6 separate regions of the Mus musculus genome follow, and regions 2, 3, 4, 5 and 6 are each linked to region 1. Evidence: chromatin loops called from intact Hi-C (ENCODE). Cell type or tissue: left cerebral cortex. All regions are shown on one strand. Region 1 holds the start of Gm30102 (a long non-coding RNA gene). Region 2 overlaps Tmco2 (transmembrane and coiled-coil domains 2). Region 3 holds the start of Ppt1 (palmitoyl-protein thioesterase 1). Region 4 has its middle 10 kb from the start of Col9a2. Region 5 has its middle 10 kb from the start of Mycl. Region 6 overlaps Smap2 (small ArfGAP 2).

Region 1 (5,000 bases):
AAACATGAACCTCAGAAGAGACTGTGTCTTGGTCTTGTTGGAAAGCCCTTTGTTACATAGACATCTTACATGAGTGTCAAAATAAATAGTATGAGTGGGTTTAGACAACAGTTTTTTTTTTTTTTAATTTGGCTTTCCATCAGTTTGATTTGCTTGATAAACTAATTATTAGCAACTAGTTCACTAACTAGTTCACTCAGAAGTCAACACAAGAGAAATATGGCAGAGATTGCAGGGCTCTTTAGGTCCTTGGCTTCTATTTCATTTTATTCTTATTTTTAATTAATAATTAATTAAAATAATTCATTAATTTAGGGTTTTCAAGACCGGGTTTCTGTGTGGTCCTGGCTGTCCTGGAACTTACTGAGTAGACAAGACTGGCCTCAAATTCGGAGAGACCCACCTGCCTCTGCCTCTCAAGTGCTGGAATTAAATGCACGCACAAGCACAAATGGATCTTGGCCTTTTTTTTTTTTTTTTTTTTTTAGAGGTTTATTGTGAGAGAGAGAGAGAGAAGAAGAAAAGGAGTGGCAGGGAGCGTGGAAGGGGAAAGAAGAAAAAGAGCCTTCATTTTTAAAATAAATAATACATACATTTTAAAAAGCTGGGTACAGTGGCACTTGTTTTTAATCTCAGCACTGGATGAGGAAGGCAGCGGGGAGAATCTCTGTGAGTTTGAGGCCATTATGGTCTACATAGCAAAGCCCCCATCTAAACAAGCAAACCTAATTAAAAATCTTTTTATTTTTATTATTATTATCATGATTATGTGAGTGTATGGGGTGGGGGAGAGGACAACCTTGGGAAGCAGCTCTTTCCTTCTGCCTTGTTTTTGAGTCAGGGTTTCTCTTGCTTCTGCCATGGTGCATATTCTAAGGCAGTTGACACTCATGGGTTTCTCCCGTCTCACCATAGGAATGCTGGAATTATAAATAGGTGCCAGTGTGTCAGGCTTTTTAAGGGATCTAGCTAGATTGTTAGGTTTGCCCAACCTTCTTGCCAGCCATAGGTTTTTATCTTGTTGAGTGGATGAATTCAGTTTGAGCAGAAGTTTACGTAACAAAGGTGTAGAAGCAAAACTAAGCACAGCTAAGCAAAGCAAGAACTTCAAAGACTGCGTGGAGTAGACTGCCTCAAAGTGGAGAGCAGCACGCGATGCTGTATTGTGGCTTTTAAGGAAGTCTGCATGAATATTTATGAGGTGAGTGGCATATTCATGAGTAAGGTGACTCCTCTTCTGTCTAAAATATAGTGGGCCAGATCTTCTTTTCTTTTAGGTGCTTCCTCCTATAATCGCCACACAAGATGAGGGATGCAAATGATATTACAAGGGAGTGAGGCCTTTTGAGGCTGCAGACCCTTTGTTACCGCACACGTGTGGGAGGATGCCCTGGAGAGTTTCTTTCTGCTCCGGTGGGAACAGCCTCACTACAGCTTCAAGACATTCAACCACAAAGGAACCGCGGCGGATACAGCTACCAAGATGCAACGGTGGTTTTCCTTGGTTACCTAACGTCTAGCACCTTGCCAGGAGCTGGGGGCGGTCCACTCCCGGTAAGAGGTGAGGCTGCAGGTGCCAGTTAGAGGCTGCCAAGACCGCTTTGTTTTTTCCCTAAGCCCTGTCCTTCCTCTTGTGGCTTTGCTCTCTCATCACCAACTGCAAGCCCCTTTATTTCTCATCCCCAGAGTTCCTATCACTGTTTTAAACCTAACATTCATTTTTAACTCGCATATTTTACTCTACCAAACCAGAACATGTCTCTTGGTAGCTTTAAAATATTCTTTTTTAAAACTAAATTATTTTATTTATTTACATTCCAAATGTTGCCCCCCCTCCTTGTCCCCCTCTCCCCCGAGTTCCTCATCTCCTCTACCCTCCCCTTTTCTTCTGATAAGGTGCTCCCCATCCACCTACCCACCCTCACCTCACCCCACCAGCATCCCCCTTCCCTGGGGTATCAAGTTCCTACAGGATTAAGTGCATCCTTTCCCACTGAGGCCAGACAAGGCAATCCTCTGCTGTATATGTGTCTGGGGCCACGGACCAGCCCATGTATGCTCTTTGGTTGGTGACTTAGTCTCTGGGAGTTCTGAGGGGTCTGGGTAAGTTGATACTGTTGTTCTTCCTATGGGATTGCAATCCCCTTCAGCTCTTTCAGTCCTTCCCCTAACTCTTAAATAGGGGTCTCGACCTCAGTTCAATAGCTGGCTGTCAGTATCTGCATCTGTCTCAGTCAGCTGCTGGTAGAGCCTCTCATTAAAATATTCTTTTTAAAACTCCGATGGTGAAATCTGTTTTAAAGAAGACAGCAGGCCAGTCCCACAGCACACCCTGCTGGCTGCAGCTCTTATATACTTCGGAAGTTCTGCATACTCTTTTTGGCCCATTAATTTAGCTATTTTTGCCAGTGGACTGGTTTAAGAATTTTAGTTTTTAAGATTTGTTGGCGACTGAGAATTTTTTTTTAAAAAGTGCATGAAATAGAATTAAATTGTAAAGCCCTCCCCAACTGAAAATGTGTGCGTACACATGTGCATGTGCGTATGTGTGCTTAAACCTGGAAATCTTGCCTCAGAACTGCACAGAATTAAGAATCTATTTTAAAGTCAAACCAATGGACCAGTGGGCTGCTCAGGCAGCTTGCCACAAAGACTGATTAGTTGAGTTCTATCCCTGGGACCCACATGATGGGAAGAAAGAACAGACTCCCACAAGCTGTCTTCTGGTTTTCACACTGGTGCTGTGGTACACACACACACACACACACACACACACACACACACGAATGAAGGAATAAATATAATTTAAAAATTTAGTAAAAAATTAAAACATGAGAATAGAGACTAGAGAAGATGACTCAATGGTTAGGAGCACTTGTAAAGCTGTGAGGATTGGAGTTGGCATCTCAGCATCCACACACCAAACCAGGCATTCCACGCATTCTTATAGACCCAACTCTGAAAACCTGGAGACAGGAGAGTTCATGAGGTTTGCTGGCTTCCAGTCTAACCAGGGAAATACAAACCACAGGCTCAGGGAGAGACACTGGCTTAAAGGGACAGACAGAAAATAATACCGGATACCTGATGCCCTTCTGAAGTTGGAGTTACAGGCAGCTGTGAGCTGTCCAGCAAGGGTGCTGGGAAACTGAACTCTGGTCCTTTGCACAATCAGCAAGCTCTCTTAACCATAGAGTCATCTCTTCAGCCTCATGGAAAACCGTTAAAATGTGGTCAGGACATTTAAAGTGTCAAAAATGGAAGTGACTGACCAGGAATGGTGGTGAATGCTTTAAATCCTAGCACTCAGGAGACAGAGGCAGGTAAACTCTGTGAGTTTGAAGGTAGCCTGGTCTACATAGAGAATTTCATATCAACCAGGGTTACACAGTGAGACCCTGTCTCAACAGAACAAAGCAAAGCAGAAAAAAAACCCGTGTTTAATGATTTGCTCATTTACTTATTTTTAGGAGAGGGTCTTACGTAGCCTAGGCTAGCCTCCAACTGGCTATATAGATAAGGATGGCCTTGAGCTCTGTGTCCCCCTGCCCTGTCCCCTTTCTCCCAGGTGCTAGGATTACAGGCTTGTGCTACCATGACCAGTTCCATTACATAGTTTATGAGCAAGCTCATTTTATGAGATGTTCTGTACAAAACTTTGATGTACTACACAATGCTTTAGTGCACTTGTAAAGTTCTCTTGTCTAACCTGTACTTACATACCACAATGGTTACTTGGTACATACATATATTGCTATTAAATAATGAGTAGGCATTTCCCCAGAGGGAGATGGGTAGCAGCTTCATCCTTACTCACCAAGAAACTATCAGAGTTCCTGTGGGATCAAAGTAAAATTTTATAAGAATATAATACATAAAGAGGAGAAAGCCCATGGTGGCTAAGAGGGCCCTGGCACCATACGTGTCAAACTAATACCTTCTGGTTGGCCTTGGTGGTACACTCTTTTAATCCCAGCACTCTGGGGCAAAGATAGGTGGATCTCTATGGCTTTGAGGCCAGCCTGCTCCACATTGTGAGTTCTGGGTTAGACAGGGCTACATAGTGTCAAGTCCAAAGTGGCCCTCCAAAGAATATCAGTACTGGTGACAATGTCCTAAACAGAAAGATTTAGGTTAGGTAACAGAAGGATTTCTATTGATAGATATTATGTAAATAGAGGCCTAAGGGCAGTTTCTGTTTTCCAGGAATATCTCTTAATTCCATCAACTACCTCAGGCTAGGATTCTGAACAGCCTGTGTCATCTTGAAGGCCCCTACTCTGTTGACTTTTAAAGAAAATTGGATTGCTTTCCCCCTTTCCCTCTACTCCACATAACCTAGAGAGAGAGAGAGAGAGAGAGAGAGAGAGAGAGAGAGAGAGAGAGAGAGAGAGAGAGAGAGAAAGAGACTCCAAAACCAACCAACCAACCAACCAACCAACCCAAACAAAAAACCTCATCAATATCTTTTGAGAATCAAAATATAAAAAGAGAATGCATACTAACATTGGGAGCAGTAAAAGCCATACCAAAGGGTCAGGCCAGTTTGATGAGATTGAAAATAATGAGGTCAGTTTGTGAGAGATCCTTTGGCACATGATAGAGAAAATAGGCATTTATTTTTAACCTACAAGGTCCACCACCGTAACAGCTTCACAGACAGTCCCAAAATCGCACAGGCACTGCTGATGGCTGTGAACTTCCTACATTGTTAAGTAAAATAGATGTTAACAAGCTGCTGATTTTTTTTCAGTATTTAACACTAGTAATTCAGCTAGTCGTTTTCTCATATACATCGTGTTGCTTGCATGCAACTGAACTGTGGTGGTGATTGCAAAGCAGATAGGTTCCCTTCTGGTCTGCACACAAGCAGAGTTGAAATTTGTTTGCTACATTAACAAAGTAAGGATGTTTTTACAGGTTGGGAAATAAATAAATATGGCTATTTATAGATAAAATTAAGTAATAAACACACACAGATACCTTTTCAACAAAAGATG
Region 2 (5,000 bases), 130 kb before region 1:
CTGGCCTCTGTAGTAAAATCAATATCTTTGTTTGTTGGCACCGGAGAAGGCCATAGTGGCCTTAGAGATTGGGCTAGAAATTGGGTAGGCTGCAAGGGCTCAATTTCAATAGGTAAATGGGGAAGGGCCAACAGGTGGTTAACAACAGTGCCTGTCATCATTTCTTGAAAACGAAGGGAATCTGCCCATAAAGACTGAGAGTGCTTAAGAGAAAAGGGCAGTAGTATCTTATCAGGTTCCTTATTATAAGTTCTTCTCACCAAGCCCCTTGTCTTTTTTTTTAAAAATATTTTTATTAGGTATTTTCCTCATTTACATTTCCAATGCTATCCCAAAAGTCCCCCATACTCTCCGCCCCCCACTCCCCTACCCACCCACTCCCACTTTTTGGCCCTGGAGTTCCCCAGTACTGGGGCATATAAACTTTGCAAGTCCAATGGGCCTCTCTTTGCAGTGATGGCTAACTAGGCCATCTTTTGATACATATGCAGCTAGAGTCAAGAGCTCCGGGGTACTGGTTAGTTTATATTGTTGTTCCACCTATAGGGTTGCAGATCCCTTTAGCTCCTTGGGTACTTTCTCTAGCTCCTCCATTGGGGGCCCTGTGATCCATCCAATAGCTGACTGTGAGCATCCACTTCTGTGTTTGCTAGGCCCCGGCATAGTCTCACAAGAGACAGCTACATCTGGGTCCTTTCAGCAAAATCTTGCTAGTGTGTGCAATGGTGTCAGCGTTTGGAAGCTGATTATGGGATGGATCCCCGGATATGGCAGTCTCTAGATGGTCCATCCTTTTGTCTCAGCACCAAACTTTGTCTCTGTAACTCCTTCCATGGGTGTTTTGTTCCCAATTCTAAGAAGGGGCAAAGTGTCCACACTTTGGTCTTCGTTCTTCTTGAGTTTCATGCGTTTAGCAAATTGCATCTTATATCTTGGGTATCCTAAGTTCCTGGGCTAATATCCACTTATCAGTGAGTACATATTGTGTGAGTTCCTTTGTGATTGGGTTACCTCACTCAGGATGATGCCCTCCAGGTCCATCCATTTGCCTAGGAATTTCATAAATTCATTCTTTTCAATAGCTGAGTAGTACTCCATTGTGTAAATATACCACATTTTCTGTATCCATTCCTCTGTTGAGGAGCATCTGGGTTCTTTCCAGCTTCTGGCTATTATAAATAAGGCTGCTATGAACATAGTGGAGCATGTGTCCTTCTTACCGGTTGGGACATCTTCTGGATATATGCCCAGGAGAGGTATTGCGGGATCCTCTGGTAGTACTATGTCCAATTTTCTGAGGAACCGCCAGACTGATTTCCAGAGTGGTTGTACAAGCTTGCAATCCATCAACAATGGAGGAGTGTGGCCCCTTGTCTTAAGAGCAAGTTTAAAGGTGATTTCATATTAGAAAGCTACCTTATGTAGATCTGAGCTTAGTGCAGCCAGATGAGGGGCCCATTTTGCCACAGGGTCCCTCTGTAGTCCACATAATTATTGCCAGCAAAGGCCTTAAAGGGTTATGTCTATTAAGGCTTGAGTCAGACAAGTAGGTCATTATCTTCTGCAGGTGTCTCTTAGTGTCCTGGGTGGGGACGTTCTTAGTAGAGGGGCTATCAGGGCTCTCCAATAAGGAGAAGAGACTTCTCATCTCTTGATTGGGGATCAGGAGAAATAACTTTACCCAATTAACAGGCCCACACAATGATTGAAGCTCCACAAGGGAGTAGGTCCGAGAAATAGAGAAAGCCAGCAGTCTAATCTGCTAATTCCAGAAAGGTATATGGGGGAGGGGGGAAGGGAGGGGACAACTGACTGCATTTTTTTTTTTCGGGCCAACCCACAGATTAAGCTCTTCTAAGTCTTTTAGGAGAGCTGTGAGGTAGCTCCTTGTGAAAGAGATGAATCAGGATGTGCCAGCATAATGTTGTCCATATAGTGGATGATCAAAATATCTTTAGGGGCTGCCCGTAGTGCCTCAGACACATAAGGCTGGCAGATGGTGGGACTATTTTTCATTCCCCGTGGGAGGACTGTCCACTGGTGTCTCTTAGCTGGGTTTTGCATATTAGGTTCCCACACTGTAAAGGCAAAGCGGCATCTGTCCTATGGTGCCAGGGGATTTGGAAAAGGCAATCCTTAATCTCCATCACCAGTCTGTGGGAGGGCACCAGGATGAGTCAGTCCCTCCTGAGTAGTCCCCATTTCTTCCATTTGTTCACTGATAGCGCTCATATCTTGTAAGAGTCTAGATTTTTCTGACTTCTTTTTTTATGACAAAGATGGGGGTGTTTTGTCTACTGGTTGAAGGTTCTAAGTGACCAAGTGTAAGTTGCTCCTCAACCAGTTCTTTGAGTGTGGACAATTTTGGTTCAATGTTTGGCCATTGATCAACCCAGATATTGGCAAGTGATACCCAGGCCAACGGTATGGGGTCAGGTTCTGTGATGGCAGGAGGCCCAGGGTGGGCAAGTCTCTCTTAGACTTGGGGGCGATTCCCCTTTTAGCTGGATCCATGATGTCATCAAAGAAGGCCCAACTGTCCGTTGTAAGAACGACACCTATATCCCCTAATACGTCCCTGTCCCAAAGTGTACGAGACACATCAGCAACAATGGAATTCCATCTAGGTGTATAGTCATTATGGGTGAATATAGAAACATGAGGCGAGCTTAATATACAGTAGGCTTGGAGAAGTACCCTCTTATTGACAAGGCTGACGGGCACTCATTTTAGAATTAAAACATATCAGAGTTCTGAGACCTGCAGTCTCGTGCCCAGCGAAATACTTTATTACAGCAAGGGCACTTTGTTCTTGGCCTAGCGTTAAGGGCAGTCCCTACAGACTTGTCTTTCTGCAGCTCCAGCTGCCTGCCCTAGGGTCAAGGTCTTTGGTGGCTGCTACCCATTTATGAAGGTCATCATTATGGACTGCTGCCACCACATTGCGGATTGGGGCATTAAGACCCTCCCAATCCAATTGTTTAAACAAACATGTTTCAGGTGGGTCCTAAATCGACCCTTCTCTCCACTGCCTCAGTAACCCTCATGAGAAAGTCTGTAAAGGACTTGCCTGATTGTTGTACAAGGTTATGGAAGTAGGCAGAGAGATCTCTGGGAGTGCAGGCCTTAAGGGCCTTGAAAGACAGATCGGCCACCTAGTTGAAGTGGGTATGTTGGCAGATAGTAACTCCTCACAACTGGAGGCTTTGTTAGGATTCTTCTGAACTATCATTAACATTATTTTTATTTTATGTATAGTTAAAATGACACGATTAAAAAATTAGAATTCTTCTGATTATCATTGCAATTCATAAGTAGCTGATCAAATTAAAAATAGAAAATTTGATAACATAAACATAAATTGTAAAATTCTATCATCAGTCTGTTAGTGAGCTGGATATAGTGGGGCAAATCATAGTTTATAAAATAAGAGCATATTTGGGGATGGAAAGATGGCTCAGCAGTTAAGAGCACTGTTGCTCTTGCAGAGGGCCCAAGTTTGATTTCTAGTGCCCACATGGGAACTTATAGCTGCCTGTTACTCTAGTTCTAGGGTATCAAATAACTTCTTTTGGCCTCTATAGACACCAGGAAAGCAAGTGGTTACAGACATGCAGACAGTAATGCTCCCAGCCCCACTCTCCACCCCAATACACACACACACACACACACACACACACACACACACACACACACACACACACAGGTTCCAGGCCATGCTGGGGCTACCTAGTGAAACCTTGCTTAAAAAACAAACAACCCCCCCACCACATTCTCCTTCATGTATATTCTCACCTTTACTCATCTCTGAGTAATTCAGGAGTCCCCAGTCAGACTGCATATACTTCTTACAACAAGGACCAGCTTGAGACAACCTATTTGCAAAACATGGCCCTCTGTGACTGGCTTCTCCAATGTCTTCAGCATGGACCTCAAAATCACAACCCTGACCACCCTCTCTCCTTTCTCCATCTGCTCCAGTCTGGCTATCTTGCATTACCATGAGGCCCCAAGCCTGCTGAGTCAGCACCCTACCTGTTTGTGCCAGGCAAATGTTTTACCACCAAGCCATAGAACCCATCCTTGGAGACATTTCCAGCTATCATTACCCCACATTATCCACTGCATACAAAGTAGATACTGGGCCCTGCTGAAGAGAGAACCAGATCTTTGCAGTGTGGTTTCAATATAGTTCTCTATTTTATTGATACACCACTGCACACATGAGGGAAGCAGTGCTTTTCTGGAAAAGATTGGAGTTCATCACATTTCAGATGTGGAAGTGAACCCTGATGTGGGCAAGGGACTCTGACAGTCAGAGCAGCTGCAGTAGGGTTCAGAGGAGCAGTCCCGCTTCGAAGCAGGTTTCCGGGCGACGATTATCCCCTCCAGGTCTCGCACTTTGTTCTCCACCATCTGAAGTTTTTTCAAAATTTTCTCTTGCAGACCCAACGACAGGAAGATATTATTATTGTCTTGAATCTGGCGACCGCTTCCTTCTGGGTTGGCTAGCAAAACCTGAAAAAAGTCTGAGCCCTTCTTGTAAAGTTGGTAGAGTGTGATCACAAACATCACTATTTTCTAAAACGAAACAAGACCAGTGTCACTCTGTCATGTGCATGAAATGTCACAGTTAGCCACAGAGCCAAAGCAGAATAAAGATCTCCTAGTAACAACCATCCATCCCCCATTTCTAAGCCAAGCTTTCCCTTCAACAGAACATCTTCACACCTACTTTTAATTGTTTTTAAAATCTTTTAAAGATATACCTTATTATTTTATGGGTATGCGTGTTTTGTTTTCATGTATGTAAATATACCAGTTATATGCCTGGCTGGTGCCCAAGGAGGCAAAAAGAGAGGTTTGGCTCTCCTGAAACTGGAGTTACAGATGGTTGTAAGCTGCTGTGTGGGTGCTTGGAACCAGACCTGGGTTCTGTGGGAGAGTAGCCAATGCTCTTGTCTTTGCCGAGCCATCTCTCCAGCCTCTCTACTTTTAAT
Region 3 (5,000 bases), 1.6 Mb after region 1:
TTTTGTACAAAAAAAAAAAAAGAAATCTGAAATTGGAGAGCATTTGGGTGCTTCTCAGTTCCCACAGTTTCTTGCATGATACACATTATTTGGGGAACTGTCTGGGAGTTCAGTACTTGCTTTCAGTTCTATTTGGAGTTAATATGGAAACTAAGACTTTGTAATATTGGGGGCTCCTTATTAAAATCACAACTTAAATTGAGAGAACTGTACTTATCTCCCACTAGACATTTCCTCCTAAAACCAAATTCAGAGGAAGTAATAACTCTTGTCAGTTCTCCTGTAGACAATTTTAACTATCTGATTAAAATATTTGAACATGAGACTGTCAAGAGAAGAGATGGGCCAAAGAGAGCAAAACCCACTATTATTATTACAAGAGGAGATTTTAGCATATCTCCCCCAAACTCAAAAATGAAGAACACTAATGTTACGTGGGAAATCAGAGAAATAGAAACAACCTACCTCATGGGCATGTGTGGAAACTTCAATCCAACACACACACACACACACACACACACACTGCCTTCTTCCCCTTTCTCCATCCCTCTCTTCAACCCATGCCTTGGATCCAATTGCTCTGCCTTTGAGCCACACCACCAACCCAAGAACATACTTCTCATATACAGAATACAAACAAAATACTTGGGCCAGCAAGATGGCTCAGAAGGGAAAAGGCACCTGCCACCAGTGGGCAACCATCTCTGGGACCCAAAGTGGTAGAAGTAGAAGGAGAAAACTGACTCCTGGAAGTAGTCCTCTAATCTCCATATGTGCGACATGGGATTTGTGCATTTATACACATAGCTACACACACACACACACACACACACACACACACACACACACAAATAAACCAAAATTTTATTTAAAAAAAAAAACTATCCCTGATTTAATATGCTTCTCAATCCATTTTCTAAACTAATAATTGTTTTTCCTTCTATTCCATAGGTCTTTGGAGTATGGTGTGGTTGCAAATAGTAAGGAGAAAAAGGTTGCTTTCCCCATGTTTGCCACTGCAACTTCTTGCTGCTGAAGCAGTTTATGTGCAATTTTCAATGTGTACATATATCACTATATTCTGATTTTAGAAGTTATTTCCATAGACTGTATGGTGAAAAATAACTGTAATTCTAGCAAGGAGGCAGAGGCAGGACAGCTGCCCCAAGTTGGAAAGAGAGAGACAGAGACATACAGAGAGAGAGAGAGAGAGAGAGAGAGAGAGAGAGAGAGAGAGAGCCAGCAAGCCAGCCTTGCTATGTATCCTTGAATCCTTGCTATAAAAACACAAATCATACAGCAATGTATAAAGTAAAGAATGAGCTGAGTATGGTGGCCAAAGCCTATAATCCCAGCACTTTCGAGGCAGGGACAGGAAAAGCAAGAGTTCAGTCATTCGAAGCTACATAGAAAATTCCAGGCCAACTTGGGCTACTGAGACCTATCTGGTTTCTTTCTCCATCCCTCTCACCTCATATCTGAGACAAAGGCTCCCACTGAACCTGGAACCTGGCGATCTGATTAGACTGTGGCCCGGCAGCCAGCAAAACCCAGGGATCCCCTTGTCTTTGCCTCCTCCACACTGGGATTGCACTTCCCTACACCTGCGGGTGTGGCCATCCAACTCAGATTCTACGCTGAAGCAGCAAGCACTTTAAAGACAGAGCTGTCTTCCTGGCCCCGGGCCTATTTTTGCTTTCCTTTGTTTTTACTCTGATTTATTTGTTTACATTGTGTGTTTATGAGTCTCTATGGGGACATGTGACTGTCGGTGTATAGAGCTCAGAAGACAGCTTGCACAACTTGTTTTTTTTAACCTCAAGCTATCATAGTTCTCAAGAGGAAAGGATCAGGAATGGCTTAGTGGCCATTGTTTTATCCAGCTGAACAATCTAGCTGGCCCAACGCTTATCAGACTGTGCACTGTATAATGCATCCTAATCCTGTATTTTAATTGGCTTTCCAATTACTAAGTAACTGCTGGTTTCAGTGGGGTGGTACAGAAGGGTTTCATGTGGGTGCACAACCGGTTATTCTTCTAGATTTTTCATATGTCGCTCTCTACAAGACTACTTCATCCTTTATAAAGCCGGTGTCAGAGAGTCCCACTGTACCGTGAATACACCCTATTTAACAGATTCCTTTAAACATTTTTAATGCTTTTTTAGGGGAAAAAATGTTTGACACTGTCATTGAGGTGCCGAGGCTGCACTGAGGGAATCTAGAAAAGATGTGGGAGCATAGACAGGAGCCTCTGGGCTATAATAAACCAGAGTGGAGCTTGGATAGGACGTAGCTATGTTTCCCATCTTCCTAGTACATGAAATACCTGAGAGTCCATGACAGCCTGGAAGTCTTATTACATCTTTAATAAGATACTTTTTTCCCTCTTCAGGAGTCCAAACTTCCTCCTCCCTAATTACATCTTTAGCTTTTGAAACCCCATCTTAGCTTTACGATCCAAACCAAACCTCACCATGATATAACTTGCCCTGGATGAAAATCAAGTCTCCCTTCCCCAGTCCCGACACTGAGCCTTTTCTTCCAAGGGCTATAAGTACTATGGCACTGTGCTGAAGAGTTTTCTGCCTCCGCCTCCGAGGACCTTACCTAATTTCTCACACATGTGCTAAAATAAAAACAGTCTCCTAGGGGGAAAGCACCTGCAGCCAAGCCTGATGGATGACCTCAGTTCAATCCCTCTGACCGCTCCTGCAAGCGGTTCTCTGGCCTCCACACATGCGCTGTAGAACGCGAGCCGTACACATATGAAACGCCCACACATAGAATTAAAATTACGTGCAAATGACATAATTGTTAGCGAATAAACAGCTCTTTTCTGCTAATACACAGCTGAAAGAGAAGGCAAAGTTCCGTAGGGGGAAGGGGGAATTGTCACCTAGGCGTCCTTGGGTGTAAAATGAGAGCAGTGCATAAGATCAATTAAAAGATGGAAAGCCCTTATATAGTAGAGTCTGGTGGGTGTTAAGCAATGAATAAACGTCTCTGTCAGGATGCAGAGCCCGGCAGGGGGCGTGGCCACCGGAATTACTTTGGTCCACAGTCCCCGCGGTCATGTGATTGCTAAGATGGCGTCGTCCTGTTCGCGGAGGCTGCTAGCTGCCGCTCTGCTGCCTTGGTGCTGCGCCGCCTGGGCCCTGGGGCATCTGGACCCACCTTCACCACCACCGCTGGTGATCTGGCATGGGATGGGTGAGTGGGCGTGGACGGGGGCATCCTTTTCCCCCCTCGGTTCTTAAATCTGGAAAGACGATAGGGATTCCACAGCACCCGCCTAGTCCAAGGTTTTCGGATTTGTTGCTCTGCACGGAAGGGACGACAACCAGGTGTCTTTAGTGAGTGCTCAGTGAGTATTGTGCACGGCTTGGTTTATGCTTTGTTAAAATCCTGGCAGCAGTAGCATCAGCCTGCAGTATCTCACAGTCAGTCCAGCCTGCCCCTGCAGAGCTGGACTGCACACTCAGGCTTTCATTCCTTCACATCTGAATAGAGATCTACCAGGGGCCTTCATGTCCTTTATACAGTTACCTCAGAGCACCTGCTATACCTGAGCATGAAGCATTCTCATCTTTCTGGAACTTGCTGTCCAGTGGGGGAAACGTATTATAAGGAAATACGGGAAACTTGTCAAATGGCCAGGAGTGCAGTGAAAACAGAAGATAGAGCCTCAGGTGTGAGCTTGTGCTTCTACGGAGCAAGTTAGAACAGGAAACGGGATTCACCCAAGAGTGACAACTGAGTAGAGCTTAAGAGGATGCAGCACCATGGAGGGAGCAACTGGCCAGATCCTCCCTCCCGCCCCACCCCCCCGGAGCTCCCAGGGATTGGACCACCAACTAAAGAGTACACATGGAGGGACCCATGGCTCCAGCTGCCTATGTGGCAGAGGATGGACTTGGACATCAGTAGGAGGAGAGGCCCTTGAACCTGAGAATGTTCGATGCCCCAGTGTAGGGGAATGCCAGGGAGGGAAGACAGGAGTGGGTGGGTGGGGAACACCCTCATAGAGTCAGGGGGAGGGGGGATTGGATAGGGGGGTTCCGATGGGGAGACCTGGAAAGGGGAAAACATTTAAATGTAAATAAAGAAAATATCCAATAAAAAAAATAAAAGAAGGAAAAAAGAGAAGAAAAAAAGGAGGACGAGGGAAGATGCCATAGGGACATGTGGTCACAGGAGCAGCAGGTGCAAAGGCCCTGAGCTTGGCAGACTAGCATGCAGAGCAGTGTAGCAGGAGCAGCGGGAGCAAGGGAATAAGAGGGTGGACAAGTATGCTGGGGCTTTTAAGATTAGTGTAAGGACTTGGAATTTCACTAGGAACTTGTGAGGTGGTAGAATTTACATTTGTAAAGAACTGTTCTAAGCCCTTTGTGCTAGCTAGCAACTGTAAAGAGCTAGTTTAGGAATGTAACTCCCCAGCACTCCGGAGGCAGAAGCAGGAGGAACACCCCGAGTTTGAGGCCTGCATGATCTACATGGCAAGTTCCACATCAGCCAGAGCTACATGGGAAGACCCATATAATTAAAATTAAAAATGACGTTGAAAGGATCTATTTCTGACACTAGATGTCTATGCATACCCTAAGTGATCACTGAACAAAAGCTGTGGCTATGAGCTCTGGGGAGAAGTTGTCATTAGAAGAAAAGGGATTGAGAACAGTCAGCTGAGATCACAGGGAATTCAGGTGCTTGTCAACAGAACCAACAACAGGCATTTTCTTTGGGAGCTCAGATTTAAAACTATATATATATATATACACATACATACATACATACACATACATACACATACATACACATACATACATACATATACATATATATACACATATATTTTAAAAAATCAAGTGTGTGTGTGTGTATTGTGTGTGTGTATATATATGTATATATACACACACACTGTAGTTGTCTTCAAACACACCAGAATAGGGAATCAGATTCCATTACAGATGGTTTGTGAGCCACCATGTGGTTTACTC
Region 4 (5,000 bases), 200 kb before region 1:
CAAACCACACTCTTGGGGGGCAGATCTGCTGAGGACTAGGCCTAGCTGAGCACGGAGCTGCTCCCAGGGCGGTTCCGGCTCCTTTGTTTGTTTGTTTGTTTGTTTTGTTTTTAAAGGTTTGCTTTATGTATATGAGTAGACTGTAGCTGTCTTCAGACACACCAGAAGAGGGCATCAGATCCTATTACAGATGGTTATGAGCCACCATGTGGTTGCTGGGAATTGAACTCAGGACCTCTGGAAGAGCAATCAGTGCTCTTAACCACTGGGCTATCTCTCCAGCCCTCGGGATCCTTTTATGAGCTATTTTTTTCTTTCTTAGAGTTTGGTGTGGCTTTCATGCCTGTAATCTCAGCACTCAGGAGGCTGAAGTAGGAGGACTGTTAATTCTAGGCCAGCCTAGGCAACAAAGTAAGCCCCTATTTCAAAAAAAATAAATAAAAGCAAATGGCTGGAGAGATGGCTCAGTAGTTAAGAGCACTTGCTGGTTTTGCAAAGGACCAGAATTTGAGACCCAGCGTGTGCGTAGGTGGGCACCTTACAACCTCCTATAACTACAGGCTGCTGCCCTTTTCTAGCCTCTGAGGGCACCTGCACTTATATATACATCACACACACACACACACACACACACACACACACACACACACACACACACACGTTTTATGCCTTTAAGATAAACAAACACTCCCAAAGAGACTCACCCCCTGTTCCACTGCATCCCCTGCCTTTGCATGGGACTAACCAGCTGAGACTCCTCTCCATCAGGGAAGCAGGATTGGCTGTCACTTACTGTCGTCTGAATAGTCTGAATACATGTTTTTCTTCCTACCTTTGCTTACAAAGTGCCTTCTGCCTAAAGTAAACACCTAAAGCTTTCTGGGCACCATGTTAAACATGCCTTGGCTGTAAAGAGGGCCTGGCATACGCATGCTCTCCACGTTACAAATGAGGACAATGAAGATCAAAGAGATGAAGTGACTTACTCGCCCTGGTCACTCAGCCAATACATAGGCAAATGAAACTCTAAGTGTATTTGAATCCAAATTCTAAATGTTTTAAATTATCTTTAATCTTGTGTATATAAAATTTTATGCATTTATGAGGAAGGGGTGTGTTGTGCAGATGTGTGACTGTGGAGGCCAAAAGTGGCTTCAGATCTCCCGGAGCTGCAGTTACAGGAAGTTGTCAGCTGCCCAGTGTGGGTGCTAGAAACCAAACTTGGGTCTTCAGTAAAAGCAGCAAGCTCTTAGCTGGGTAGTAGTGACAATCCCAGCACTTGGGAGGCAGAGGCAGACAGATTTATAAGTTCAAGGCCAGAATGTCTACCAGAGTGAGTTCCAGAACAGTCATTGCTACACAAATCCTGGAGGGCTGCCTAGTTCTGATTCTTGAAAGCCATGATCTGTCCCCCAACTGAGTTATTTTGTTGTTGAGGTTTTTTTTCTTTGTTTGTTTGTTTTGTCTGGTTTTGCTTGTTTCTTTTTTTGTTTGTTTGTTTGTTTGTTTGAGACAGGGTTTCTCTGTGTAGACCAGGTAGGCTGAGAACTCAGAGAGATCTGCTTGCGGCTACCTTCTAAGGGCTGAGATTAGACTAAAGATATCCATCGCTGTCATCACTGCCCAGCCCGAGTTCTTTTTCAAAGACAGGCTATTTGTGTGCCAGTTCACACACTCGTGGGAATTGCTTCTTTCTTTCCACCATGTGGATGGAACACAGGTCCCAGAACATCAGGCACTTTGCGTCTTATCCGCTGAGCCATCTCACTAGCTGTGCCCAAACTGTGTTCTCACGTGTTTGTCTTCTTCCCATAGAGCTCCAGAGAAATGGGCTATTTTATTAGTCACCAGCATGAGGTGCTGTGAATAATGACCACGAGGTGGCGCCACCGCACCAGCCAGCCTGATTTCGGTTTTTGGAGGTGTCCGGGCTGTCTTACCGCCAATTAGAGCTTAGGGAACTGAAACATTCCTAGAGTTTCCCGGGCCTCACATCAAACTTATGATTTCAAGGAGTCTTCTCTGAAAGTTCAGAACCAGCTAAATGAAAACTTGTAACAATCTTCTGCCCTCTGTCATTTCTTTCTGTACATACCCATATCCCCATGCTGTGGTCTCAGTGGAGAAGGGAGCAAGTCTGGTCACTGGGAACCATGTTGAACAGGAAACAATGGTAATCACGCAGATGTGTGGTCTTGGGAAAGTCCCTTCCGCCAAGCCTGTCTTATTTGGCATTAAACAAACAGATGTAAGTCAGGGCTGACATTACTGAGACAATACTCAGTGGTTAGAGCGCTTGCTGCTCTTGCAGGGGACCCTGATTCAGTTTCAAGCAATCACACCATGGCTCACAACCATCCATAACTTCAGTTCCAGGGGATTGAACATCCCTTCCGACCTCCGTGTGCACCAAGAGCTGCATACGGTGCATATACATACGTTTAAGCAAAACACTCATACATACAAAATAAAACAAAAATAAGTCTCACCAGGTGATAACTGCAGCACTTGGGAGACAGAGGCCAGCAGATCTCTGTGAGTTCTAGGCCAACTTGGTCTATAGAGTGATTTCCAGGATAGCCAAGGCTACACAGAGAAACCCTGTCTTAAAAAACAACGATGTGAGCCAGGCGTGGGTTCCAGGACAGCCAGGGCGATACAGAGAAACCCTGTCTCGAAAACAAACAAACAAACAAACAAACAAACAAAACCAGCGATGTGGCTGGAGAGATGGCTCAGTGGTTAAGAGCACTCACTGGCTGCTCTTCCATAGGACCTGAGTTCAATTCCTAACAACTTCATGGCTCATGAACCATCTCTAATAAGATCTGGTGCCCTCTTCTGGCATGCAGGCATACATGCAAGTAGAACACTGTATACATAATAAAAATAAATAAATATTAAAAATAACAAAAACAACAATAATAAATTAAATGAACAAATAAACCAAAAAAGAAAAAAGAAAAAAAAAACAGACATGATCAGAGGACATACCCTCACTGAGTTAAGGTGAGGACTGAGTATTTGGGAAGTGTGGCATTGAGAGAGAATATTCATTATGGCTAAGGCAGGGACTCTGTGCCTGATAATTCCCCCAGGCAGACTGAAGAGTGGGACAAGAGATGTTAAGTCTCAGATCTGTGTGTTCTTTACAATATAAATTCAGTCCTAAAGAGGGGCTGGACATCCAGCACAGATGCCAACTGCTTAGTCAACATGAGGGAAGCCCAGGGTCTGATCTCCCCAGCACCTCTTAAACCATGTAATCCCTGCATTTGGGAAGTAGAGACCAGAGGGTACGGAATTCATGGTCATCCTTAGCTACATAGAAATAGAGAGGAAGGAAGGAAGGAAGGAAGGAAGGAAGGGAGGGAGGGAGGGAGGGAGGGAGGGAGGGAGGAAGGAAGGAAGGAAGGAAGGAAGGAAGGAAGGAAGGAAGGAAGGCAGGCCTGTGCAACACACATGCATACACATGTACACATAAAGGAAATAATCATAGCAGAAAATGTTTAGAAGAAACAGAATAGAATTCCAGATGAAATGTGTTAGGTTTCACTGGGAAGTCATGGGGGGGGGTTAATGTGAATCCACAGCACTAATAACCTAAGCATCGCCACTGGAGTACAAGCAAGCATTTCCAGAAGGAAGGATGGGGAGGGGTGGGGGGGGGGGAGAGGACTTTACGTGAATAAAGGGCTACTGAGAGCGAGGCTACAAAGACGGTCTCCAGCAAAGTGTCTCTAGGGTGTCGATATCTAGGTCTTCACAGTCCCCTTTATGTTCCAATTTCTGTCTTGTTGGATCTGCAACCACCCATGACCTCAGGGAAGGACATCTCCTTTGCCCAATGCAACTCGCACCTGTTATACAAGGGGAGGCTTGGTAACAGCTAGTATATTGCTGAATTAGCAGGTTTCCATTTTAGTCTTGGTTGGGTGAGCTGCATAATGCCAACCACTCACTAATAACAATTATAAACTCTGGTTAAAATGTACAGTTGGCAACAGTGCCTAATGAAGTGGGGCTAGAGAGATGCAGTTAAGGACACTTCTTGTTCTTGCAGAAGACCAGGGTTCAGATCAATGGCTAATAACCATTGGTAACTCCAGTTTTAGGGGATCCTGTGTCATTTTCTGGCCCCTGCAGTCCTACATGCATATGGTACACATACATACACACCCAGGCACACACACAAGATTGATTGATGGATGGATGGATTGATACGCAAATGAAATGAATTAAGGCTCAGGAAGGTGGCCCAAAGTAGCTATCAACTAGAAAGTGACTCATCATTTAAAATAAGAGATCTGGGGCTGATGACATGGCTCAGCAGGTAAAGGCATCTGCCATCAGCCTGCCAACCCGAGTTCAAACTCAGGAACACATATGATGGAAGGGAGAGCAAGAGAGCATCAATCAAATCAACTCCCACAAGTTGTCCTCTGACCTCCGTATGCTTGCTGTAGAGTGAAGCTCCGTCCCCCAATAAATAAAATGGAAAGATGAAAAAAAAAGTTTCTGTGAGCTCGTGAGGTGGCTCAGAGGTTAGGAGCACTGGCTGCTCTTCCAGAGGTCCTGAGTCCAATTCCCAGCAACTACATGGTAACTTATGAGCATCTATAAAGGGATCTGTTGCCCTCTTCTGGCATACAGGTGTAATGAAGACAGAGCACGCCTACATTTAAAAAAATACTTAAATTTCAAAAAATGTTTTAGTAAGGGCTCTCAGGAGGAACAGAACCAAGGGGGATGAACACACACACACACACACACACACACAGAGTTTTAGTTAGGGTTTTATTGTTGTGAAGAGACTCCATGGCAACTGTTATAAAAGAAACCATTTAATTTGGGCTGGCTTACAGTTTCAGAGGGTCATCCATTATTACTGTGGTGGGAAGCATGGCAGTGTCCGGGCAGACGTGGTGGTGGAGAAGGAGCTGACAGTTCTATGTCTTGATCAACAGGCATCTGAAGGGGACTGTGCTCCACAATGGGCA
Region 5 (5,000 bases), 1.8 Mb after region 1:
AAAACACAGCCTCTCCCGTTGTTAATGTTTTTTTCCCCCAAAAGACACCAGACAGCGTTGAAATTTCACAACTTTTCAATGTTTCGAATCAATTTGAAACGTTTTAAAAACCACCGTGCAGGCTTCCAGTTTGCAGTTTCGGGCTCCTTGCAGTTCATCCTTCACTTCTTTTGTCATAATAACAATAAAAATTAGCTTTTAAAAACCCTCGGCTATTTACTAGCTGCTGATGTGCCTCGGGCAGAATTCCTTGACTCTAGCAGTCTCCAGAGCAATGGAACGAACGCCTAGCACACTCCCGACACGGAGAAACTCAGAGAAGTCCATTCCTCTAGTTGGTAGAGGAGCCACGATTCCAAGCTACTCTGCAGAAACTGCCTCCAATTTAGAAGAGCCAAAGATGTGTGAGATCATGAGCTGTGTTTGCGTTTACCGGTGCCTCCGCTCAAAAATGGATGCCTGAAAGAGCAAACGAATGTCTCAATGAGCCAAAGCATAGAATCCTCTTCTGGTTCATTCTATATGTGCCTGAGAACCACAGCCCTGACCCAAGAATGTGCTCAAGGGGGTCCTCGGTGGCTCAGCGGGGAGCGGGGCTCGCACAATGCAGGTGTTGGCCGCTCCCTCCCTTCCGTTGCTTTGAGGCTCAGGACAGCCCCGACCGCTGCTTCCTGCAGCACAGCCCTGGGCCTGCCACGTCCGCTGCCTGCATCCCAGCCCCAGAGCCCAAGCAAAGGTGGGCGGGATGACCATAGGAAAGAGGTACCCCTAATCAAGTATGGAGCACTTGGCAGTGTCTTGGCTCAGAGAGCTGGTGTTCAGGGTGCACTTTTCAGCTGTGTGGCCATCACATATCCTCCTTGTCTTTTGCCCCATTGCCTCCCTACTTCCTTCCTTAACACACAGTACCAGGGTAACAAGGCGTGCCCCTTTAATTCAGTACCTTTTACGTCATGGGACACCTTCTTGGTTATGGAAATAGTCGGATGAGAGCTTTGCTTGGATGAACTCATTGTGCATACACAGAAGCCAGACCTGATGATAAACAAGTATTTACCTGGGTTGGAAAGATGACTCAACAGGAAAGGGTGCCTGTCTCCAAGTCTGTTCACCCGAGTTCAGTCAGTCCAGGATCTCACATGTCAGAAGGAGACCTCCTCAAGTCACATACCACACACACACACACACACACACACACACACACACACACACACACACGATTTTAAAAGGAGAGAGGTGAGATGGTGAGAATTCACCTTGTTTTCTGATCATGTTGCTAGCAGGTATCACAAGCTTCATTCCCACTTCAGTGTCTTATACTGCTGTGTTCTAAAGCCAGCGGGGAGACACAGGTAAAACTAGCTAACCCTGACCCTCAGGAAGCTCCCTGCCAGTGAGAGACTGTGTTCCATCGCAGGCAGAGAGATGGTGATGCTCCCTTCACCACTAGGCATGCTGAGTCTCTGGAGCAGGCTGCAGCTGTTACAGAGCCTGAGCCTGCAGCTAGCACCTTCAGGCCACGCTTGGACAATAGCACAGTGGTGGACACATCCAAGAGGCCCCCAACAGCAGGGCCTGATAACGTGGACCAGTCCCTCCACAGGGATATTTCTGAATGTGTCTCTGGTCAGAACTGGAAAAGCCCAGCCCCTCAGTACAACATCTGGGTGGAAAAGACCTAAACAGGGATGCAGGGATGTTATACCAGGTATTTAAAGCAATCTACGGTGGAGAGGAATCAGGAGTGAAGAACCCTGGTTTGTAGCATGTGTAGGTTTCCCTGAAGTAAATATTCTTTCATGGCCAACTTCAAGTTACCAGTTTTAAAGATAGACAATAGCATACTTCTCTATAATACCCCCTGTGTAACAGAGTGATGGTACCAGTAAAATATAGTAAGAAATGAAAAAATTATGTTTGCAGTCATTTTATCATTTATTTTGAGATAGGGTCTCATGGTCTGAGCCAGTCTTGAACTATGGATCTTCTTCCTCCCAAGGGCTGAGATTATAGGCATGTGCCACCATGCCTGCCTGCAGTCATTTTTCATTTGGTTGATTTAAGTGCAAGTTTGTATAGCCTAATTTTTAATGACTGTGGTTAACAACCCGCTCCCATGAGGTCTGAAAACGCAACCAGTGTCTCTCATCAAGCCGGTACAAGCCAGCTCCCACACAACACTGGGTTTACATCATTACTCAGGTCCTCAGCTGTGGATTGGATTGAGTGGCTTCTCCATCTCTCGAGCCTGGGTTTCCCTCTAGTGGACAGAATCATCATTTCCAAGTAACTGCAGCTGTGCCCAGAGCACAACACAGTACAGTCTCGAGGTTTACGTGACACGTGGTCAAGAGTTCCTTTTTTAAAAATAGACTTATTTATGTATCTCTACACATGAATGTATACACATAAAAAGTCCTTTCAAGAAAGACAATAGCCTGGCAGTGGTGGTGCATACCGTTAAATCCTAGCACTCAGGAGGCAGAGGCAGGCAGATCTCTGCAAGTTCGAGGCCAGCCTGGTCTACAGAGTGTGTTCCAGGACAGCCAGGGCTACACAGTGAAACTCTGTCTAGGAAAAAGTAGGAAGGAAGGAAGAAAGGAAAGAAGGAAGGGAGGAAGGAAGGAGAGAGGGAGGGAGGGAGGGAGGGAGGGAGGGAGGGAGGGAGGGAGGAGAAAGGAAGGAAGGAAGGAAGGAAGGAAGGAAGGAAGGAAGGAAGGAAGGAAGAAGGGAAGGAAGGAAGACCAATAGCTTCTCAATTGTCTGGAAGTACTACACACCTGGGATTCCATCTCTGTGAATGGCATTATCTCCAGGATTTCTTATCAGCTGGAGAAATGGCTCAGTGCATAAAGCTTTTACCATATTGTGAGGTCAGGAATTCAGATCCCTGGAACCCACATAAAGTAGCGTGTATCTGTATTCCCAGAACATCAACAATGAGAAGGAAGGTAGAAAGAAGTGAAGTCCTGGAAGCCCAAAGGCCAGGTAGGTAGTCTGGGTTAAATACAATCATATGCAACAAAGAGACCCTATCTTAAAGAAGACAGAAGGTGAAAACTGACACTCAAGGTCATCTCTGACCTCCATACACATGCCATGCCTCATACACATACACACATACACATCATACACATACATCATACAAACACACACACATACATACAACATACACATCATACAAACACACACAAACACACATACACAAATTATACACATACACAGATAAACACACACATACATATACAAATCATACACACGTACACACGTCACTCATATACATACACTTACACATACAAACATACATCATACACACATCGCTCACACACATACAAACATACATCATACACACATTGCTCACACACATACAAACATACATCATACACACATCACTCACACACATACAAACATACATCATACACACATCACTCACACACATACACAAACATCACACACACACACACACACACACACATACATGCACTGGAGAAATGCCTCAGTGTTTGGTTTAAAGAGTATACTGCTCTTGCAGAGGACCAGAGTTCAATTTCTAGCACTTTGGGCAACTCATGCTGAGTGTAACTCCATCTCCAGATTTGTGACCCTTGTCTGTCCTCCTTTGGCACCTGCTCACACCTGCATTCACCTGAGCACATACACATGTACACGTGAACAAACAAACAGATAATCTAGAGCCAGTGAGATGGCTCAACTGGTTAAAGTGCTTACTGCGTTTGGAGTCTACCATGGTGGGAGAGAATCAACCCCAGTGAGTTGTGCCCTGACCTCCGTAGGCACTCTGTGGCCCTGCAGTTTGTGCACAGGCACAGTTCGCAATCCTGTAGCCGATGTAGCAGCTCAGAATGGCTACTCGAGCCCTTCAAGCTTAGGGGCCAGCCCTCCCTTTCCAGTTATCAATCTCTCTCCGAGAAGGCAAACTGGAACAGCCACTTTGGGTTGCAAGGCTGGATGTCCACAGAGAAGGAACAGGAGCCAATCAGATACAGAGCTGAGCTCAGACCACCCTTTCCCTCGCGGTGCTTGGAATCTTGGGACATGTTCTTCCCACCGTGCAAATCCACTTGGGTTTCTTTCTCCCCAAACCCATGGCACACACCCCATCATTTTTCTCTCCAGCTTCTCTGGCAAGCAGTTAAGCCTTAGCTAGGAATCCCAAGATCATTGGCTCAAACCCCACCACCATTTTATTATTATTTATTTATTTATTTATTTATTTATTTATTTATTTATTTATTTATTTTTAGAGCATAAAACTGATACTTTGGAAGTTCTCGTGGCTGGGCAAGTCACCACACTAAGCAGACTGCAGTTTAATTCTGCACTGCATTGCCTAGTGGAGATAACCACCTTACAGATGGGGAAATTGAGGATTGGTACCAGCTGATCTAGTTTGGTTCAGCCTTTAAGTGTTAAGAGACAGCTTCTGCACAACCTGCTTCTCTTTGTGAAAGCTGCTGTTGCCCTTCTGGGCCTGGCCACTTCCTCAGGCTTGTCTGCAGAGCTGAGCACAAAGTCACCAAGAACCCTTTTCCCACAGCGCTTAGGGGCAAGGCCGCATTCCTTAGAGGGTTCCAAGGGAAGTGTGGCTTTGCAGTGAAACCCAAGCAGAGATAACAGAACCACTGATATGGAATGAAAAATGAGCCCTTGATCTGGTTAAAGGCTTCAGATGTTCCTTTCTCGTCCTCTGCTGTGTCCCTTCATTTCTACTGGGAAACTTGGTTTTTGCAGTGCTGGGCGTCAGACTCAGAGCCTTGCCCATGCTGCATCCCCAGCCCCCGGAATCCTAGACATCCTCAAGGCTCAGATTGAATTTCCTTCCTCCTGAAAGCCCTCCACACTGCCTGGCCCAATCTGATGATGAAAGTAAGAAGTGCTGTCCTGTGAAAGGAAGAACAGGTTTCCCGCTGAGTGAGGGTGGAACACACGTGGTGTCATCCCCACTCACACCACCAGTTTCATGATGCTTTAGGTTTAGG
Region 6 (5,000 bases), 250 kb before region 1:
AGCAACATAACATTATGCTAAAGCTGGAATCATAGCTCAGGGGCACAGCTTAGAGTTTCTGCCTAGTGTATGTGAGGCCCTCGCTCAATCTCTAAACAAGGAAGAAAATGAGTAGTCTATGGTTTGAAAGTTGGTTTGTTCTTTTTAATACTGGGGATCAAAACCAGCAAGCTTCCTACAGGTTAGGTGAACGCTCCCTCACTGGGCTATACCCTTAGCTCAGAAAGTGTTTTTTGTGGTTTTGTGTTTTAAATGGCTGCCTACATACATCTAAAACTACAAGTGTTGTATCGGTAACTGCCAAAGGTCCCACCATCTTAAAAGAATAATAATTTTACTAATAGAAAAACACACCTATAATCTCAGTTCTTGGGAGGCTAAGGTAAGTACAGAAAGAGTTAGAGGCTTGCTTGTCACAAAACAACAAGAAAAATAAAATTTTGCTGGGTACAGTGGCACATGCTCTTAATTCTAGCTCTCAGAGGGTAAAGCAAGGAGATCTCTATGAGTTCCAGGCCACCCAGTGAGACCCTGTCCCAAATAAGTAAATAAATACAATAAAAATTAGAATTTGACAAACGTGTTTGACAACTATTAAGTTTTCCTTCTCCTTTTTCTTCACCTTCATGATCAATTTAGCATTCAACCTGAAACTGCTCTTACATGGGTACAAGAGAAGCTGGCTAAAGGCTGTGCTGGTACCTGAATCTGTTCTTGAGTCCACTGGTCGAGGTTCACTGATTTTACCCTGGATATATGCACCCCCAAATTCCTGTGGATCCCAGCACACCGAATGCAGATGAACACCCCGATGTTCCAGGAGGCCCATCTCGGCCCTGTGGAGAGCGAGACAGGACAGATTATGAGAATGCTCGTCTGTGCTACTTAGATTATCAAGCAGCATTTTGGCTAAAACCAAATGAGATTTTACTGCAATTACCCTTTTTACTGACTTTATTCATTCCTGTAGATCAACATTTATTTGACTTTCAGCTTAAACTCTGAGTATACAGTACAGAGGTTCCCAGGGCAGTCACACCGCTGCATGGTGATCACCACTCTAAATCCAGAAGTTTTATCACTCAAATCCCAAACCTACTAGTAGGTACTCTGTATCCCTGCTCCCCACCGGCCCTTAGCGCCCAGTCCCTGGCAATCACAGGTCTACTTTCTGCCTAGGACTTGCCAGTTTCAGACATCTAATATACATGGAACTATGTAACGTGAAGGCACAAGACATGCTTTTAGTGTCTAATCAGTGCTAAAATACATGTCATAGTACTTTGTCACTTGTATGAAGAAAACTCCCAGGAGAGTGGTGGAAAGCCACATCTAAGTCTCTCTAACCTGGCACCTTACACCAACAGTGGAAGATGCTGTAAAGGTGAGGGGCCTGGATTCAGCTTTCTTCCTAGGAAAAAGGATACATGCATTGCAGGCCAGCCAGGCTCATGCTGAAACTGAAAACGCTGGTATCCTCTCCTTCCTCCAGCCTATAAAATATGCATCCACATTAACCTAACAAGATCCCTAAGCCGGGCTGATGTCCCTACTTTACCCAACTACAGAATTATCTAGATTCAGAATTGCCAGATAATGTAGTTACCTGAAAGCTTATTAGTACAAAGAGAAATCTCACACATGAGTTTAAAAAAAGGTATAGAATCTCCTATCCCCTGACAGTTCTCTTTACCCTAATAATACCTCCGCAAAATCTCCAAACTGTTTCTCATAATTTTATATGGGGGGAAAAAGACTTATATGACAGTTACCAAGACTGACTGAAAAATCTGACGTGGTTCCTTCTCCACCGTTCCTCAGAAACTAATGACATGGATTCAGCACAGTATCACAATTAGAGGTTGAAGTGATGCCAATGCTGCTGGCTTTCTACAGAGATTAGCAGGCCTGTGCTTGGAATAAGAAAGTTGCCCAGCCTGAGATATTTGACAGCAGTATTGATAAACAAATGCTAGAGTCTCGTGGGAACTCTTAGAAATCTGAATCCATAATTATTATTAGAAAGAGACTATTTTGATTCAGGTAAAGTCCATTATGGCAAAATACAGAATGACAGGAGGTGCAAGTCTTCCTCGTCACCACCAGGGGGTGCTCTCTGCTTGGAAGTTTATTGCTATTTTCACTGGTTCAGGTTTTTATCTTCTGAAAGATCTTCAATCTCTCTAGTCCCTAGCTGACTGCGCAGTCTCCCACAGACTCCGAGACACACAACGCCTCACATACTTGTTCCTGGTAGTGGGGTGTCATACAGCTGCAAAAGGAAAGAGCCAAACCAACGTGAAGGAGGTTTCTCATGGTGTGAATTTCTGGTTTTGTTTCTACCCTATGATCTTTACATTTTTTAATGGGATCAACCAAATAAATATCAATTATTTCATACTTCTTTGGCATTTTTTCTGTGTTCTAGATTCGAGAGTCTTGAAATCGAGATAGCTAAGATGAGGCCAGTGAGATAGCTCCACAGGTCATGGCACTTGCCACCGAGGCTGGTGACCTGAATACAATCCTAGAATCTACACAGAAGGACAGAATGAATTCTCACAAGCTGTCCTCTGGTCTCCACACATGCAATAGGACCCCACCACACAAACAACACAACACACACACAATGAATAAATATAAATAAGCAAGCAAACAAACTTAATAAAATTTTTGGAAAGAAGTTAGCTATGGAAGATTAGGCTATCTACATTCTGGGTCTAAGTCAAGAGAAAGCAGTCTACAGTCACCTAAGATACCAGCATCACTGTGGGATCTCCAGACACTTACAGTCTTAAAAGTCTTCCTGCCCTGAGTCTACACACTTGCAAAGACCCCAGAGTAGAAATACAGGCAACTACCTTTTCATAAGCAGCCAGGTGACAGCCTCCCTTCCTCTCCCACCCCCACAGTCTTCCCTCCCAGCATCCCTCCCACACTTCGCCAGTGAGATGGTGACACTTCTCATTTCTACCTTACTCGGTCTCTCTCCCTCACCTGACCTCCCTGAACCTGAGTCTAAACCAATGACCTCATGCATTCCAGGCTAAAGCTCAACCACAGCCCTTCAACCTGAGTTCTCTTTCAGTTTTGAGCAACTAGACTTATAACAGTCACCAACTACACAACCCATAAGAGTCCGTGAAACCAAGGAAGAAAAAAAAAGTTACTTATGGGCTAGGAGTGGAGCTCAGTAGTAAAGCCCTTGCCTAATACGCTAGACTTTGGGCCTCAAGCTTCAACACGTTCCCCTAGTTTATATGGCTGAAAATGTGGGGAAATGGTATAGTTATTAAAAGTATAGTCTGTGAAGTCAGAAAAGACTGCGGCTCCATCAGTGATTACCAATATGACCTTGAGAAACTTGTACTTCCCAGGCTTCAGTTTCTCCATCTATAAAATGTGTTTTATAACACCTACGTCAAATTGCCTAAACAGAGAGAACAACAATAAGTAGCGCCTGCACATAAGAACACGATACAGGAGGATTCCAGGACACACTTCCCATCAATCTCCACCGAAGGACCAGTAAACAGACTCACGCATGTCGCCCCAACGCTGTCCAATACTTCAGGATGTTGGGGGTGCTGTTTGTTGTGCTTTTTCCCATTTTGAGACAAGATCTCACTATGTAGCCGTCATTAACCTCTAACCTGTAGCAATTCCTCCTCCTCTGCTTCTGCAGGTGTGGGATTATAGGCCTGTACCAAGTCCTGGCTTTCTCCACTCCCTTTATTTTAAAATAAAATTTATTATATGTGTTTTATGAGATGCATGGTAAAATACACAAAAATGGTTACTACAGTAGAATGGAACCATTCAGTGATGCAAGAAACACAAAATTTTAAACAACTTTATTTCCTCCAAAATAGTCCAAAGCATATAACTTAACCGCCCTGGCTGCGATCCTCTGCACGCAATCCTTGTCCTTGTGCCAGCATGTGCTAGCACTCATACACAGATGTCCAAGCTGCCAGCTTGGATGGGGGATGCTCAGATTCCACAGTGCTTGACATCACTGCTGCAAGGCCTTGCAGCATCTGCTTACACCTGGTGATCCTGCAACTCTCCCAGAGACATCATCCTGAAACTAAGCCTGGAAAGAGGTGATGCAAAGTAATGTTCTCAACGGTTCTGGACGCAAAAGGAGTCTGCGGAGCACACGCCACAGGAGCTACAGCACAGGTTCTGGAGGTACTGCCTACTTCACACTGACAGGAGTCGTTCTGCGATGAAGAACTCATGAAAACAAAGAAAGCAGGTAGATTTGGTTGATCAATTTTAAAAAATCAAGTGTAAAATATATCCACCTAGTAAGGAAAAATCTGGGCTTATACACACTGCACACACACACTCTGATGCCTGAGAGCTGGTGGAAAGCATGCAAGCAATGTCCAGCTTGTACTCCACTCTGGACAGCACTAAACCCTGAATACCTGCTGCAGCCACTGCAGCTTGTCACTGACCCCATGCCCACCAGAGCTACCAGGGTTAACAGGGACGTGCGAAGCAAGAATCTCTTCATTTTCTGTCTAGCCCTATTCGGTGTACCCAGAAACTTCCTGAATCTATCCATTTCCTTTCTTTAAAAAAAGATTTATTTAGCCGGGCGGTGGTGGCGCACGCCTTTAATCCCAGCACTTGGGAGGCAGAGGCAGGTGGATTTCTGAGTTTGAGGCCAGCCTAGTCTACAGAGTGAGTTCCAGGACAGCCAGGGCTACACAGAGAAACCCTGTCTTCAAACAAACAAGCAAACAAACAAACAAACAAAAAGATTTATTTATTTTCATTTTATGTGTATGAGCGTTTTGCCTACATGTATTTAGGGATACTGTATGTGTGCCTGGTACCTGTGAAGGCCAGAAGAGGGTGCCCTTTTCCCTGGGACCCATCTTAGGGATGGTTGTAATCTACCATGTGGGTGCTGGGAACTAAACCTCAGTCCTCTACAAAAGCAGTAAGTGCTCCTAACCACTAAGTCATCTCTCCAGTCCCCCTCT

Evidence for each region. A loop is a pair of places that touch in the nucleus more often than their neighbours do. Peaks named below come from ENCODE experiments on the same cell type or tissue, not always from the same donor. Only the 100,000 strongest peaks of a DNase experiment are listed, where the experiment ranks them.
Region 2: a loop joins it to region 1, with 11 times the contacts of the local background. A loop is called at or near these places in 4 of 42 quality-filtered maps.
Region 3: a loop joins it to region 1, with 3 times the contacts of the local background. A loop is called at or near these places in 5 of 42 quality-filtered maps.
Region 4: it touches region 1 in a loop (12-fold over the local background); 17 of 42 quality-filtered maps call a loop at or near these places.
Region 5: it touches region 1 in a loop (4-fold over the local background); 7 of 42 quality-filtered maps call a loop at or near these places.
Region 6: it touches region 1 in a loop (7-fold over the local background); 13 of 42 quality-filtered maps call a loop at or near these places.

What each region holds. Positions count from the first base shown.
Region 1 is chr4:121,229,973-121,234,972 of GRCm38, forward strand. Gm30102 (a long non-coding RNA gene) reads left to right here and starts at 948. Exons shown (of 4, transcript XR_868091.1): 1 at 948-1,201; 2 at 1,278-1,561. In left cerebral cortex, a CTCF peak has its summit at 2,339; DNase peaks (open chromatin) are centred at 1,140, 1,408, 2,325 and 2,639; H3K4me3 peaks cover 436 bases.
Region 2 is chr4:121,101,474-121,106,473 of GRCm38, forward strand. Tmco2 (transmembrane and coiled-coil domains 2) reads right to left here. Exons shown (of 2, transcript NM_001081312.2): 2 at 4,178-4,581. The coding sequence ends at 4,264. Among named protein-coding and RNA genes, the nearest start is that of Tmco2, 5.2 kb to the right of the region's middle. In left cerebral cortex, no CTCF peak of the experiment used is centred here; a DNase peak (open chromatin) is centred at 2,031.
Region 3 is chr4:122,833,167-122,838,166 of GRCm38, forward strand. Ppt1 (palmitoyl-protein thioesterase 1) reads left to right here and starts at 3,061. Exons shown (of 9, transcript NM_008917.3): 1 at 3,061-3,213. The coding sequence starts at 3,090. In left cerebral cortex, CTCF peaks have their summits at 3,029 (motif pointing right) and 4,992; DNase peaks (open chromatin) are centred at 2,298 and 3,040; H3K4me3 peaks cover 1,669 bases; H3K27ac peaks cover 1,529 bases.
Region 4 is chr4:121,026,998-121,031,997 of GRCm38, forward strand. No RefSeq gene overlaps it. Among named protein-coding and RNA genes, the nearest start is that of Col9a2, 10 kb to the right of the region's middle. In left cerebral cortex, CTCF peaks have their summits at 1,877 (motif pointing right), 2,834 (motif pointing left) and 4,634 (motif pointing left); a DNase peak (open chromatin) is centred at 1,877.
Region 5 is chr4:122,983,037-122,988,036 of GRCm38, forward strand. No RefSeq gene overlaps it. Among named protein-coding and RNA genes, the nearest start is that of Mycl, 10 kb to the right of the region's middle. In left cerebral cortex, a CTCF peak has its summit at 2,258 (motif pointing left); DNase peaks (open chromatin) are centred at 584 and 2,236; H3K4me3 peaks cover 565 bases; H3K27ac peaks cover 732 bases.
Region 6 is chr4:120,984,493-120,989,492 of GRCm38, forward strand. It overlaps Smap2 (small ArfGAP 2), which reads right to left. Exons shown (of 10, transcript NM_133716.3): 2 at 703-836. Among named protein-coding and RNA genes, the nearest start is that of Mir7015, 14 kb to the left of the region's middle. In left cerebral cortex, a CTCF peak has its summit at 2,098 (motif pointing right); DNase peaks (open chromatin) are centred at 2,169 and 3,959.